Linked DNA regions of Homo sapiens: all the other regions are linked to region 2. Evidence: chromatin loops called from intact Hi-C (ENCODE). Cell type or tissue: heart left ventricle. All regions are shown on one strand.

Region 1 (5,000 bases), 56 kb after region 2:
TGTGGTAATTTATTAATGCAGAAATAGAAAAGTAATACATTATTAACTGAAAGTATATGCTACTTTGTTAATAAAAAGTATTATTTTGTATATAGGCAAAACTAACCTATAGTGGTAGCATTGAGACTAGATGTTGTGGGGTATTGACTGGCAGGGAATGTGAGGGAGACTTTGGGGTTTAGAAATGTTCTGCAAATATTGATTTGGATGGTGATTCCTGGGGCATATGTATGTAAAAGTGATTTAACTTCTTTGAACTTTATTGTAGGAAACCAATGCCTCAATTTAAAAGTTAGCAGAAAGAAACTATTCCAGTATGAGCTTGTTTAAATTTGTGTCTACTGGTTGGTATTTTTGTGTACATGTTCAATGGTTTATGTTTTTATCTGGTGAATTATCTGGTAGTCTTCTTAGCTCAGGAGTTCAATTATTTTTTTAAATTTATTTATAAGAGACCTTAAATCTTCTACCTCTTGTTTATCTAATTTCTTTTTTAAAAAACTCTGGATCATCTTTTAACAATACTGAAGTTCCAGAACTTGAAACATATCCCTAACCTCAGGATTTCCTCTCACAAGAGGGAACTTACACTCTTACACAAAAGCATCTGGGACTGTCCCTGCCAATTGCCTCATATAACACTGATACAGAGTCAAGTTTTCTTTATAAATTGAGTTTATATAAATCCCCAGTCCACATGCATGGCAAGTGTCACACAAAAATAAACTCAGAAAATTTTCATTCTCCAGTGATGTGGCTTGACACAAAGGTGCATTCAGAGCTAAGAAATGAAAATAGTGGTAAAAGTCAATTATGAGAAAGCAAAGTGGGTTAGTAGAATGCAGGGCGTGTACGCCAAGTGCCTAATCCCAGCTTGCCTGCTTAGTAGCCATGGAACCTATTTAGATATTTTTAGGTCCACCTGCTTCGTGTATCAAATGTGGGGATATACAAGATCAAGGATGTCAAATAGGTTTTCAATGCAAGTGTCAACTCGAGAGGTTTATTGGAAAAGATAATGAGGCCTTATGTCGGCCATGAGAAATAGTGATGTGATTCTTTACTGATATTCTCCATCAGTACAGGATCAGGGAGGAGCCCAGCTCTGGGACATGTTGGCCATTCGTGGGCTAGGAGATTATCTGTGTTCCTCTCAATTTTATTTTCCTATGATTGATTATCATCTTGAAATGAGTCCAATCTGAGACTTGGACACTTAGGGCATTAGGAATCAGCAGAGAAGTGTTCTTTGCTGTTTAGCTGTAGGACAGGCAGGATAGTGGTTAAAACAATGGACTCTGTAGCCAGATTGCCAGGATTTGGATGCTTAGATGTTTTGAAAGCTTATTTCAGGTCTCTGTGCCACTGTTTTCCTATCAGCAAAATAGGTGTGAATTAAACTAGTTGACACAGGAAAAGGGCATTGAAAAGTGAGGTGTTAGCATATGGTAAGTATTTAATAAACTCATTGTTATAGATATTGATAGTGAGAATATAGTGATCAGAGGATGCTAAACAGAGACCCAGGATGTGGACTATTGAAGAAGGACTCCCTTAATTGTCTTCATGCATTCAGATGAAGACATGTGATAGAGATGGACCTTCAGGAATGCCTGTGCTGTAAATAAGGAAATAAAAAGAGTCTCCCGGAAACAGGGAAGCAAGAGACCCCAGGATCTTCACATCAGCCAGAGGTGCAGGATGCTCTGGACCCCAGAAAGAATAGGAGAAAGATCCCAGGTATGACACATACCCAGAGACACCATGCTCATGTTCTGCAGATGGTTCAGAGCCTGCAGTTGGAAAGTCCCTGTGTTTTGCAATTTCCCTTCCTTTGGTTTTGGTTTTAATGTGGATTTCAAAAACCTTAGCGTGAAAAACTAAAATGAAACTTAAGACTGCCCAATTCCTGCAGTTGTTTGTTCCAGCAGCCAGAATGCATTCCCTGGGGAGGTGGCCATTCTGCCCTTTCTCTCTCTCCTCCTTTTCTCTAACTCCTTCCTAGTTAGCCATTATCTAAAGCGGATGCAAAAACGTGCTCATAATTTAGGAGGTGGTGAATGGTGAGACCATGGTCTAGACCATAAGCTAGTAGAAGACAGGGATCAATTAGCATTGGAAAAGAAACAAATCTCCTGCAATGGAAGCTGTTCTCTGTCTTAAGTGATTCCCAAGGAACATAGCAGGGTCAGGTAGAAGAATGTTCTGCAAATCGCAAGTTCTGGAGAATGGCTACATTCTTCATCTTCATCTCAGATTTATTCAGAGATCACAAAAGTCATAGAAGTAATGGAAAGAGACACTAAGAGGGAGAGATGAAGTCACAGCAGGTCGCACAGCTGGTTTATGGCAATCCAGGACTGGAGAAGAAGTGAGAGGCCACACAGGACTTGGGCAGGTCATTCCAAAGACTGCCATGCAAGTTCAAAGCCGTGGGGTCCGAACTCAAATGTGAGAGAACAAAGGAACCTCAGAGAGCATTGGTGTTCCAGTGCTATACTGAGCTATACCTCTGTATCCCCAGGAAAACTGGTTGAAATCCTGATGGGGGCACTGTTCCACAACCCAATGTCCTGACTCAGAATCTTGGGATAAGGCCAGGAAATCTGCATTTTCAGGGGTAGTCCTGGTGATTCTGATTCATACTCAGTTTGGAAACCATCAGTCTAGTGCAAAAGGTAAGCTGGGTTTCATGGAAGAAAAAATGATTTGCACAGATTTACCTGACACACAGCCTAAAGAAAGAGCTGAGGATGCAATGCTCAAAGATGTGCAATGCATTCCTGTCTGGTTGCTGGTCCCTACTGGAAACTGCTCTATTAGAGGCCCCAACATCTCCAATTCTTTGAGTTTACAGGTTCATGCTATGGGAATTGGAGGAAAAACAGCCTGAGAACTTCTTCAACATAGAGACATACAGCATTTACCATTTTCCACCGCCTCCTGCCCAAGCCTTGCTGAGTGCCAGAGGGTCTTCTGAGTATCAATGCATATGGTGATATTTTAGTTTTTTTTTTTATTCCAACTCACTGTGTGCTTCTACACTTGGTTAGAGTTTTAGAGTTCACTCCTGATTGGTATTTGGAGATGAGATCTTGGTGGCAGGGGAAGTATACAGAACTACTTGATCTGGCATGAGGACGAATGAAGTTGTCTGGTTGCTAATTGCTCCCAGGACTTTTGTTGAATTTGGGGGTGGGGATGGGGGGCCTTAATGAAAAATCTGTGTCTAAGCAGGCAATGCCTGAGAAAGGAGTGGGTTCACAGTAATCCAGGTCCTGGCTGGTACATGAAGACAGATTTGAAATACTTTCCTTTCCAACTCTTCTCTAGCCAGTGCATGTGGTGATGTTTGCCAAGACATAGTTCCTGGGGCTAGGAAAACATGTGAGATCATCTGCCAGATTCCTTCACTTGCTGCCTGTAACACAGCATTATCCCCATTTAATGGAGAGGAAAACTGAGGCCCAGAAGGAGAATTTGATATTCCACAATGCTCAGGGAGTCAGTGCCACTCCTGCAATCAGCATCAATGTCTCCTGCTTCACAGGGTGAGATTTTCTAGTGCTCCATGCTTCTGAGTGCTCTGCTTTCTACAGAATCTATCATTCTCTCCCCAAGACTGGCAGGTATTGGCCCTGCTATTGGTCTTTACTGTTGGTGAGGAGGTAAAATTATAGCTAATTTTCATACAAATGGATCCCCGTTTGGAAAAAGGAGCTGGCCAAACTCATAGACTGCAGTTGAATCTTAGGGGTCATCCAGGAAGAGGAGGCCCTGTCTTTTTGAATCCATGTTTTAAAAGCTCTGCGGTTGGGGCTTACAGGGCTAGTGAGAGAGGGACGTGAACTTGGGGCTCAGGGTAGGCATGTCTCTCAATACTGCCTTGTGATATTTTGGTAGTGAGTTCTAGGAGCTGGGTCCCTAGGCCTCCCACTGTGTCCTCTTGACGAAATATCTTCAGTAAGCTCCAGCTGACCCCATTCTTCCTATGAGCTGCTGCCTCTCCTCCACCTCTACCATCCCTTCTTGCCTGGATTATTGCGGATACCTGCTCTCAGGTCCTCCTTTCCACATTCCATCCTCAGGCAGCCAGAAGCTCTGTCTTCATCATGCATACTTCTGATTAGTTTGCGTCTCTTCCCCACTAATTCACACACCTTCATTGTCTTCCTATGACATTCAGAACTGAACCCGACTGTCCATGTTGACATTCAAGACCCTCCAAAATGTAGCTCCAAGCTTGCATTCTAAGTTTTTAAAATGTTTTTCCTATTTCTGGACCAAATTCCAGCCAGACAAGAGTTCTGCTTCTTGCCTACTCTTCTGTCCACCCTAAATTAGTTCAGTCGAACCTCTCCTTTGATCTCACCCCATCATTTAAGAGAGGTCCTGCTTATGCCTCTTCTTCACTGAGAAGTGTAACCTGACCACTGAATCTATTGCCACCTGCTCTTCCTCTGATGTTTCAATTCACCATTGGTGTTCCTCTGGAGTTCATGATAGGTTGAATGGGACTGACTGCAGCCAGGGAGAACATTTCAGAGGCTATTGCTATAGATTGGGTGGGAAAGCTCCCCTGGTAGGAAAGAAGGTGTGGTGGGCAGGAGAGGAAGGAAATGGCTGTGGGCTGACGCTGAACAAGTGACCACAGTCCTTGGTCCCAGGAGGTTGGAATTAGGGACTAGAATCACAGTGCCAGGGCAGTCTTGTCTGTCTTCAACCTGCATGGAGACCAGCCAAGTCAAAAGCCATTCGATGGGATCATGACCTCCACTTCCTAAAGCCATGCCCTCACCCCCAGCTTCATTCTTCCAGCTTCATCTTTTTCAGAAAGAAAATATAACTACCCAATTTTATTTTGTTATTTATACTTTATTAGAGAAGGTTGCTGGCAACCAGACCTAAGCCTGTCATAAACAGGCCTTAAAGAAACTGGCCATAAACAGGATTTCTGCAAAAATGTGACATGCTCATGATGGCTATGATGCACACTGCTA
Region 2 (5,000 bases):
GCACCTACTATGTGCTCTTTATTCCGAGTACTGCATACATCTTTATGACCCAGTCTTCTCTGTAGCTGTACAGCCACATCTCTCTGCAACCACTCTCTCACTCCTGTCACTCTCCTTGGACCCTACACTTCTGCTTTTCCTGATGATTTGAAATGAAGTGTGCTCCCTTATGCCTTGTTGTCCTCATAGAAGACCCTGCCTCTACTTAGCTTTCCCCTCTCCACATCAGCACACAGGAGATATTGCTTAAAGAACATTCTCCTGGCTGGGGTGGTGGCTCACACTGGTAATCCCAGCACTTTGGGAGGCCGAGGCAGAAGGATTGCTTGAACCTAGGAGTTCAAGACCAGCCTGGGGAACACAGTGAGACTCCATCTCTACGCAAATAAAAAATAAAAAAATTATCTGGGCAAGGTAGTGCACACCTATAGTTCCACCCACTGTGAGGCTGAGGCGGGAGGATCGCTTGAGCCCAGGAGTTTGAGGCTGCAGTGAGTTTGCACCATGGCACTCCAGCCTGGGCAACAGAATGAGACCCTAGAAAAAAAAAAACAAAAAGGAAAAATTCCCTGGCTGAGGCTGGAGGATTGCTTGAGCCCAGGAGTTTGAGGCTGCAGTGAGTGTGTGCCACTGCACTCCAGCCTGGGTGACAGAGTGAGACTCTAGAAAAAAAAAAACAAAAAGGGAAAATTCCCCTGGCAGGACTCTCAGATGCTGCTGAGTAGCTCTCAGTCCTCTCTGTAACCCAAACATAACACATCTATCTCTGTGCTTACACTGGGTGGCTTTCACTTGTTTATCTGTGAATTGAAGAGAAGTTGCTTGAGGTCAGGCAGTGCTCCTCATTGGTAACTGCCTTCTCTGGGGCTAACCAAGGACCTAGAACAGAATAAGCTATTGAAAATTGTTGAGGATTAAAAAAATAGAAAAAATAGAAATGGCAAATATCTAGGCCAGTCACTGGACATAGAGAATGTTATTTAATTCTTATCGCACGTCCTTGAGACATGTATTGCTATTTGCATTTTGTGTGAATATGAATTTGGGTAAGTTTATGTAATCCCTCCTCTGCAGAACTGGGATTCAAATGCAGGTGTATCTCTGTTCAGGTCCAGACTCTTCTGCCCTGAAGCAGTAGTACTTGGATGGAATGACGTAGGGTTGGACAAGCCACACAGAGGCCACTTCCTCTCACTTACTTTTCTTTGCTTCCCACTCAACCAGGACAGTTCCCACGCACTTTTTCAAGATTCTTATCTGCTCCCACACTTAGGGAAGTTCCCAATGCAACCTATCAATCCATCACCACCACGAATACCAGCCAGGAGAGGTGGGGAAAGGAGTTTACCACATGGTCGCTGGGTGTGAGCAACTGTTCCCTGTCCCTATGGCTTCCCACTTGTGGCTCCCACCATGGCCTGGAGTTTTGGGTGGAGTTTTTCAAATAAAAGCCCTCAGCATTGCAGGACGGCACAGTGGTGAGCTCTTAGCTTCACCAGGCTCATCAAAGCTGCTCCAGGAAGGCCCAAGCCAGACCAGAAGACATGCAGATCATCACCACAGCCCTGGTGTGCTTGCTGCTAGCTGGGATGTGGCCGGAAGATGTGGACAGCAAGAGCAGTGAGTGTGGCAGGCATCATTTTGCTTCTCTCTGGGGAGGGCAGAAACGTGGTCAGCCACTCTGGGGTTGGAGCAGGCTTCTCCTTGAACTCACCAACTCTATCTCCCCTCTTCCTACCTAAAGAGGAGGAATGGTGAACTTGGACAGGCTGGGGTGAGGGCTAGTAGGAGAACCATGAGTTGGGGCAAACACAGAGAACTGAACTGACAGCTTCAGTACAAGGAGGCTCTGCTTCATCCAGACCCAAGGAAGGGAACCTGTGAGGTTACTCGGGTAAAGCTGGGAGGCCTAAGGTCCAGGGGACAGCCTGGGTGTAGCTTCTACAGTGTGACAGACACCAAGTAGAGTCAGAAGGCAAGACCGGGCTCTAACAATTGGTCACTCTTGGGCAAGTCACTTTAGCTCTCAAACTCTACTTTCTCTATCAGTGAAATGGAGTTGATGATGTCTGCCCTCCAAGACTGTTTGGAGAATACCAACCTAGTAAGAGGCATGAAAGGGGGTGCAAACAGAAAAACTAGGAGGAAGAAGCTGGGATTGGAATGCAGGTCTCTTGCGGGATGTGGTGTGGGAGGAGAATGCACAAATGGACAGAGTGGGGGTTGGGGGCTGGGAAAGAGCTAAGGACCAGGGCAGGAGGGGATTCAAGAGACTGAGTAGGGCAGCTAGCTAGTTCCTGGGAGCTCTTCCCTTGTCATCTCATCAGTTTGGACTCCTCGAACAATTCCTAATCTTCCCCAGATCAGGTCTGTGAACTGTGGACCACTGTGTCCTGCATCAGACTAACCAGGTCCCCAGGGTGTGGGGTCCAGAGCCCTTGGACATGAATACTGGGGCAGAACCATGCACATGTGGTGAAATACCAAAACTGGATGAGCCTTTAGAAACCAGGCTCCAAAAAGTTTTATTTTACAGATGGGAAGTCTGGGGCCAGGGTGAAGGCACATCTTCCTCAGGGCCACTCAGCTGGGGTGCGGGGAGCTCAGATCTGAACCCCAATCTTCTGACTCTTTACCTAGCCCCAGAACAAGGTGGCTGATGAGGCAGAGCTATGCCGGCACCGTCTGGATGTGGTCCCCAAGCCAGGGCTTGTCCTGGGAGGCGTTTTTTTGTTTGTTTTTTAAAAATTGTGCTACAGGTGAGAGGTTGAGAAATGGATGCAAACCATCGTCTGTGTTCCTCTTCTAGTGCAGGTACCCTTCTCCAGATGTTGCTTCTCATTTGCGGAGCAAGAGATTCCCCTGAGGGCAATCCTGTGTTACAGAAATACCAGCTCCATCTGCTCCAATGAGGGCTTAATGTAAGTGATCACCTGCTCAATCTCTCCCTAGAGAACAGAACCCCGCCAGCCTGGAATTACAAGAGTAGACACTAGATGACAGTATTTTACCAGAATAAGGTTTCTAAACCCAGAGCTGCCAGCACCTGGGTGCAAGCCACACTTGGGCGCTAGAGGGAGCGCTGAGCTTCCTAGCAGGTGTGAGGAAGGATGCATCTGTGCTCCTGCAGTGGCTTGTGTTTCCTGAAACTCCAAGGTGCCAAGTATTGTATCCCAGCATTATGAGCTCAGAGGTTTAACAAAAGCATGAGGGGTTATTGTGCACTGGAAAGAGCAAGGGAACCAGGATGAGTTCCTGCCCCTGGATTTGGAACCCATAGTCTTGGGTGACCGTGGACAGGTAACTCCTTTGTACTGAATTGTCTGTGTATCCTTCTGTATTCCTTATCTGTGAAGGGTCATAAACATAGCTGTATCACAGGGTCTTTACAAACTTAATTGGAGTAGCTTTCACAAACCAGTCAGTATTTTAAGGCTTTTTCATGTATATTCTCTCTGTCGATCCTCTTGGGGCACATATTTTTGTTATCATGAAAAGTGAGGTTCAGGAAGGTAGAGATATTTGTCTAAGATCAACCAGAGAGTAAGAGATAGAGTTGGTCTATAGATTGGACAATAGTCCAGTTTAGGAAGTAGACAGATCAGAAGAGAAAAATACACACACCCACACACACACAAGGCGCGCGCACACACACACACACAAACACATGAGTCCAACGCAACAAGTAAGGCCCCAGATGGACACAGAAACATTAAAGTTGGTGCAAAGAGCTATTCCAGGATGGGAATTTCTCATCTCACCTAATCGTCAGAATGTTTTCAGGCTGTTCAGCCCCACCCTGATACACCAAATTGAAACCAGGAGAGGGGTCCAGGAAATTCAATTCATAAGCTCCTGGTGCTTTGGCTGTTCCCCAGCGTGCAAACCACACATCCTGTGCAGCAACTTCATTTACAGAGGGGAGCCCAAGGCCTAGCAAGAGCAGTTTAGGGGACCTGGCAGCCGGAGGAGGCGGGGCTTGTGCGTTGCCCACCCAGTGGTGGCTTGGGTGGCTCAGCCTTCTCTCTTATTCTCTGTTCACAGATTCAAGCTGAAGAGAGGCAAAGAGGCCTGCGCCTTGGACACAGTTGGATGGGTTCAGAGGCACAGAAAAATGCTGAGGCACTGCCCGTCAAAAAGAAAATGAGCAGATTTCTTTCCATTGTGGGCTCTGGAAACCACATGGCTTCACCTGTCCCCGAAACTACCAGCCCTACACCATTCCTTCTGCCCTGCTTTTGCTAGGTCACAGAGGATCTGCTTGGTCTTGATAAGCTATGTTGTTGCACTTTAAACATTTAAATTATACAATCATCAACCCCCAACCCTCTGGGTCTCTTGGATTTCAGAGTGAAAACTTGATTGGCATTGAGAGGTGGGAGCCAGGGGCTGAAGGATGGGTCAGGAGGAGGGAGACATGTTGCACCTGGTGCCAGGGGAACTGGGCTAATAAGTGACTCACTAGCTCTCAGTGACTGCCTTTGTCCTGGGGTGTAAGCTTTGAGTCAGGGTGGTGGTGCAGATTCTCTGCCTCCAGATTTGGCTGCCAGGAGTGGTACAGTGGAACAGAAAGCTGGGGTTCACAGCTGGATCCACATTTGGGTGCAGGACTCTTCTTCTCCCTGCCCTGCCCAGAGGGCTTGGGGGGTGATGTTATCACCAAATCACAACTGCCCTAGCTGGAGGGGATCATGTGAGGTTGTCTGCCTGTAAAATGTTGCTAAACCCATTTTATAGATGAGGTGACTGAGGGCTAAAGAGAGATGCAGCAATTCAGGGGCAGATCTGGCATTAGAGCCTAGAGCTGTTGCCTCCTAGGACAACTCCTCCAGGTGTCCCACATTGCCAAGTGTACTGCCTGATGCAGTGTGGTACCAGATCTGGGGGACAGGCCCTGCTGTTGTCAGCAGTGCCCATCTCTTCTTGAGGAAGATCTCAGTGGGTGTCCAGGCATGGGTAGGTTCTGGGTCTGATTGAGATGCCCACCCAGCTTATCTGGA
Region 3 (5,000 bases), 190 kb after region 2:
GTCTATAAAATCTGGTGCACTCAACCATGGGCCAGAATTCCCATTCAAGCAGCCCTCTCTCTCACAAGAGAGAGAGCTGTTCTCTTTTCTCTTTCTTTTGCCTATTAAATCTCCACTCCTAAACTCACTCCTTGTGTGTGCCCGTGTCCATCATCTTCTTGGCGTGAGATGATGAACCCTGGGTATTTACCCCAGACAGCTGCACCACCTGACTAATATATAATACAGGGAAAATTGCATGGTTCTTGCAGGGGTTAATGTGTGAAAAATTCCTAGCAGAATTTCTGGCATGCAGCAGTATTCCATAAATTTTGACTCCTTGTCCCCTCCTGCTATTAGATTGTAAGCTCCTTGTGGGGAAGGAGGCTGTGTTTGTTCACTATCCTACCTCTCAGCACTTAGCACAGTGCTAGTAACTGAGCAAGCAATCAGTCAGTATTCACTACACGAGTGCTGAATGAATAGATTTGTCGTGCATTACATACCTTCTCATAAATATATTAACTTTCTGCTTACTGCATCATGGCTAATCACTGCTAGAGATGAAGGCTTTGGGGATTTAATGATTTTTGAAAACTATATTCAAGGTTAAATTACGAGTCAAGCCAAGACTTTAAACTGCTGGAAGCAATTTCCTCATATTTCAACAGTTGCTCAACCTCATTTGATTTATTTATGCAAAGCCTTCGAACCCCTCCTCCTTGCATTTCCCCACATCCTGAGTACGCACATCATGGCAACATCCTTGCTGCATTTCCCTGGAAATAAAGCAAAGGCATTGAACGCAGTTTAAGGCTGAAGTGCCTCAGGCCTTGTGTTGTCAAAAGGAATTAACTAGAAGGTGAGGGGATGTTTGTCCTTGATATCACTCACTTCACTTCCTTAGTTCTGCATTTACTCACAATGTGCAAGGGATGGTAAAGGTAGATGGATTCTGAAATTGGCTTTTCTCCTGGCCTACCCACAGCTAACTCATGGACCTCATTCCTCCCTAAAACTGCATGAAGGGCTATATCTCCTGATGGGGTGGCTGGGGTGGGGTTGAAACTGCCTTTGCAAAGATTACAAGAGTGGGAGAAGTCTAGCATGGTTGACCCCATCTTCCTTCTAGCCTCACAGGCTGGGCATAGGCCAAGCTAACCATAGGAGCAATTTAGTTTATATTTAACTTTGAAGAAGCATGGATGATAATAATTCCTCCCTAAAATGAATCCCCTGCTTGCTGAGGGAATGAAATTTCCTTTGTAAGCCTAATGAAAGGCCACAAGAGTAGGATTATGGGAGGGGCCTGAATTCTGCAAAGATGTAGATGTAGCTAAAGGATTACTAGTCATTGTCTCCTAGCTTGCCTTTCTATAATCCCTTGCTGCTCAGGAGTCATGTGGCCAAAGGTCACCAGATCTGTGACTTCCTCAGTTGCTTCTATAGATAATGTCACCATTGTGGGGCCTCAGATTGCTCTTTGAAATGTTTTCAAGATTTTTGCATTCTGACAGCCAAATGACTCCACCCATATCTGGGACTCATGACTCAACTGGTCCTGTGGCCCCCACCCAGAGGCAGACTCAGCACATGAGGACTGAATCCTTATGAGTTCATCCCCAACCAATCAGCAGCATCCATTCCCTAGCCCCCTGTCCATCTAATTATCCATGAAAATCCTAGCTTCTAAGTTCCTGGGGAGATTGATTTGAGGTATAACTCCCATTCTTCTGCTTAGCTAACTCTGCATTAAACTCTTTCTCTACTGCAGTACCATGGTCTCAGTGAATTGGTTTTGTCTGTGCAGCAGGTAGAAAGAGCCCATAGGGCAATGATAGAGGTCTGCTTGTTCAAGGTTCCTTTTGTTTGTATGCCTCCTCAGCCATCTTCTTCTCATGGTCCTTGGTACTTAGGATTTCTTGGTCTCCTTGGAGGCATGTCTGATGGGATGAGAATTAATCAAACGGGGCAATTCCTTCCTGCCTGGAGTGGTCTGGGAGTTTCTTGACTTCTCTGGATTTTAAGCTTCTCCAGGGCAATGTTTTGTTTGCTTGTTTTGTGTTTTTAGTACCTAAGACTGAGCATCTGGCCAGATATAACAGCAATCATTTAGGGGGAAAACAAAACAAAACAAAACAAAAAAACGGTGGCCCTTCTCTGTGAAGGACAACCACATTTTCTTTTATGAGAGGCAGTCATTTTCCTGAGGTTGTAACAAGGACTTTGTGTGTGTGTTGTCAGGAAGAGGGATGGATACTGTTGGAGACACTTTTTGAGAAATAGCAGCTGTCTCTCTTTATTATGTAGGGACCTGAGAAGGTGTAGACCAATCTGCAAATGGATCCTGTAGATCCACACGGCCGAAAGGGAACAAGATGGTAACTATGATCCTAGAAACATTTGATGAGGGGAATAAACAAGGCAGAGAGTGGTGGCACTCACCAGGGTTCATGGACTGGAGAGAAGGGGCCAGGTAGATTGCTCAGGGAGATCTAGTTGAAGCTCAGTGTATAAACGCGTCTGGAAGGGTCTCAGCACCTGGTTCCCCTGACACAGTGTATAGACCTGAGTAACAACAGTTGAACATGTGTACTTGTGAACTAAGGGAAATATAACCGCAGCTCCCCACTGTGCGGTTATCTAGGCCAGCACCAGCATGGCCTTGGCTGTGGTGGGAAGTGTCTCTAGACCTGTATGAGATCATTCTTCCACAGTGACCTCTGGTGGTAGTTGGGGGCAATTGCACTTGGCCTTGGAGGAGATGGCCCTGATTGATATTTTAAAGCAAGCTTGTCCAGCCCGCCGCTCAGGACAGTTTTGAATGTGGCCCGACACAAATTTGTAAACTTTCTCAAAACATTATAAACATGTTTTTTCTTTTTTTCTTTTTTTTTGCTCATCAACTATCGTTAGTGTTCGTGTATTTTACGTGTGGCCCAAGACAAAGTCTTATTCCGTTGTGGACCGGGGAAGCCAAAAGATTGGGCATCCCTGTAAAGCAAGAGTGACTGACAAAGCCCTGGAGCTCTTAGATAAGTGGTGAGAATAAATACAGGGAAGATAAAATAATATCAAGAAGCAAGGAGAGAGATTCTGGACTTCATGTTGATTAGAAGAAATGGCTTGAGTGATTCATTTAATAACAACAAAAATATGTGACTGTAATTATACCCCAATTACTGAAATATCTCATACCAGTTCTAAATATTTTATTTAAATATTTTACTTATTTATTCATTTATTGAGACAGGGTCTTGCTCTATCACCCAGGCTGGAGTGTAGCAGCGTGATCACAATTCACTGCAGCCTCAAACTCCTGGGCTCAAGCAATCCTCCTTCCTCAGCCTCCTGAGGAGCTGAGACCATAGGTACATGCCACCGCGCTTGGCTAAGTTTTAAAAGTTTTTGTAGAGACAGGATCTCACCATGTTGCCCAGGCTGGTCTCAAACTCCTGGGCTCAGGCGATCCTCCTGCCTCAGCCTCCTAAAGTGCTGGATTATAGAGGTAAGCCAATGCACCCAGCTGGCAAACTTATGTCGTGTGCAACACTTTGCATATAGGTGGATTTCAGGACATGTTTGTTGAATGGAGATGATGGAATTAAGGCTCATCAAAATCCACACTGATAGAAACTTCACATACTTATCCATTTTATTTCTTACAAGCTGATAAATGTTGTTATCCTCATTCTCCCGATGAGCTGTTGAAGGACCCATCTCCAGTAGTGACTGGTGGAAACAGTATTGGAACCCAGAGTTGATAACTGAACCCCTGCCAGCCCCACTCTGTCATCTCCTCGGTCAGTTGGGATGCTGCCGGGGTGTCTGCCTCAGCCTCGGACACAGAGTGGTGAAACAGATGATTTCGATGGATATAGTTAATGGAGGCCTGGGGTCGGTGAAAGTGATTTAATTGAAACGAAGTCAAGGAAAGTTTTACAAAGGGAGAAATTAGGTGTTTTCTCCTGAGACTTATGATCTGGTGAGAGGATTATGGTACTGAAAATCCTAGCAAAGGCATCAACCAGCAATACTTGTGAGTTCCATTAGTTACAATCATCTATTACTGGGAATGGGAAGGGAGAATGGAATCAAAGAAAGTAAGTTAAAGGTGTTTGTATTGAAAGCCAGAAAAAAAAAATAAAAAAAATTAAAAAAAAAAAGGTCAGCCAGGTGGGAAAATAAAAGAGAAAAAGAAATATTTTGATAAAACTGATACATTGAGATTATTCAACTGAAATAAATGTTAAGTGTATATGGGTGATTTTGCAAGAAGTCCTGCCAAAATCACATGAGGTTAATTATTTTGACCCCCATTTTCTGCTCCCACACTTGACTGAGGACATTCCAGACTGGAAATGACACCTCTGCCCTCAGTAACATGTCTGCAGCAACTAATGATCTCTCTGGAGTGTAGCTCAAGTTCCTGGAGTGCAACTGTAACTCTAGAAGCAAATTGGCTTTGCACTAATGGCTTCAACATAATTGCTAGTAGTTTCTGGTCCATTCTGGCAAGAAACACAAAGAATGCAATTGTTAAGTACTCTTTTTCTTTTTTTTTTCTTTTCTTCTTTAAGGGCCTATGGTTCATCCTGCAATATCAGAGAATACACAACTGTTGGAAGCTCATTTGTGCAGAAGCACTAGTTAGACCAAGTCCCAGGATGGTGGGGACTTGAACTGCCTCATGCACATTGTACCCAAGAGCCTGGCCCATGAAGGTGAATCAGTGGATACTTGAATAAAAAGAAGAATATGCGCTGAAGTTTTCTTTGAGGACATTTTTTTTTCTTTCCATAGTTTTGAGCATCTCTGATGTTTTGAGATTTCTGCCAGTCTTTGAGGATGTAATGCTCAATTAGACTTGTTCTCTGTCCTCAAAGAGCTTATATAATAGTTAGTGAGCTAATTCTCCTGTTTTGAGAGACAGGAGAAAATGTTATGTTATAATGAGTCATTCAGACTCTATCTACTAGGCCTGACTTTGTTACTTTTTAAAAAGCATTCTTCCACTCCTG

What was found. Hi-C counts contacts between places; a loop is a spot of excess contacts. Peaks named below come from ENCODE experiments on the same cell type or tissue, not always from the same donor. Only the 100,000 strongest peaks of a DNase experiment are listed, where the experiment ranks them.
Region 1: it touches region 2 in a loop (7-fold over the local background); 39 of 110 quality-filtered maps call a loop at or near these places.
Region 3: a loop joins it to region 2, with 16 times the contacts of the local background. A loop is called at or near these places in 11 of 110 quality-filtered maps.

Annotation. Positions count from the first base shown.
Region 1 is chr17:34,304,170-34,309,169 of GRCh38, reverse strand. No RefSeq gene overlaps it. Among named protein-coding and RNA genes, the nearest start is that of CCL8, 13 kb to the left of the region's middle. In heart left ventricle, a CTCF peak has its summit at 2,543; no DNase peak of the experiment used is centred here.
Region 2 is chr17:34,359,706-34,364,705 of GRCh38, reverse strand. It overlaps CCL1 (C-C motif chemokine ligand 1), which reads left to right and starts at 1,473. Exons shown (of 3, transcript NM_002981.2): 1 at 1,473-1,620; 2 at 2,810-2,921; 3 at 4,045-4,378. The coding sequence starts at 1,545. The coding sequence ends at 4,147. In heart left ventricle, CTCF peaks have their summits at 2,827 and 3,026 (motif pointing right); DNase peaks (open chromatin) are centred at 2,678 and 3,065.
Region 3 is chr17:34,169,119-34,174,118 of GRCh38, reverse strand. LINC01989 (long intergenic non-protein coding RNA 1989) reads left to right here. Exons shown (of 6, transcript NR_110748.1): 6 at 4,560-4,743. Among named protein-coding and RNA genes, the nearest start is that of LINC01989, 12 kb to the left of the region's middle. RefSeq lists a silencer at 2,591-2,700. In heart left ventricle, a CTCF peak has its summit at 2,711 (motif pointing left); a DNase peak (open chromatin) is centred at 2,649.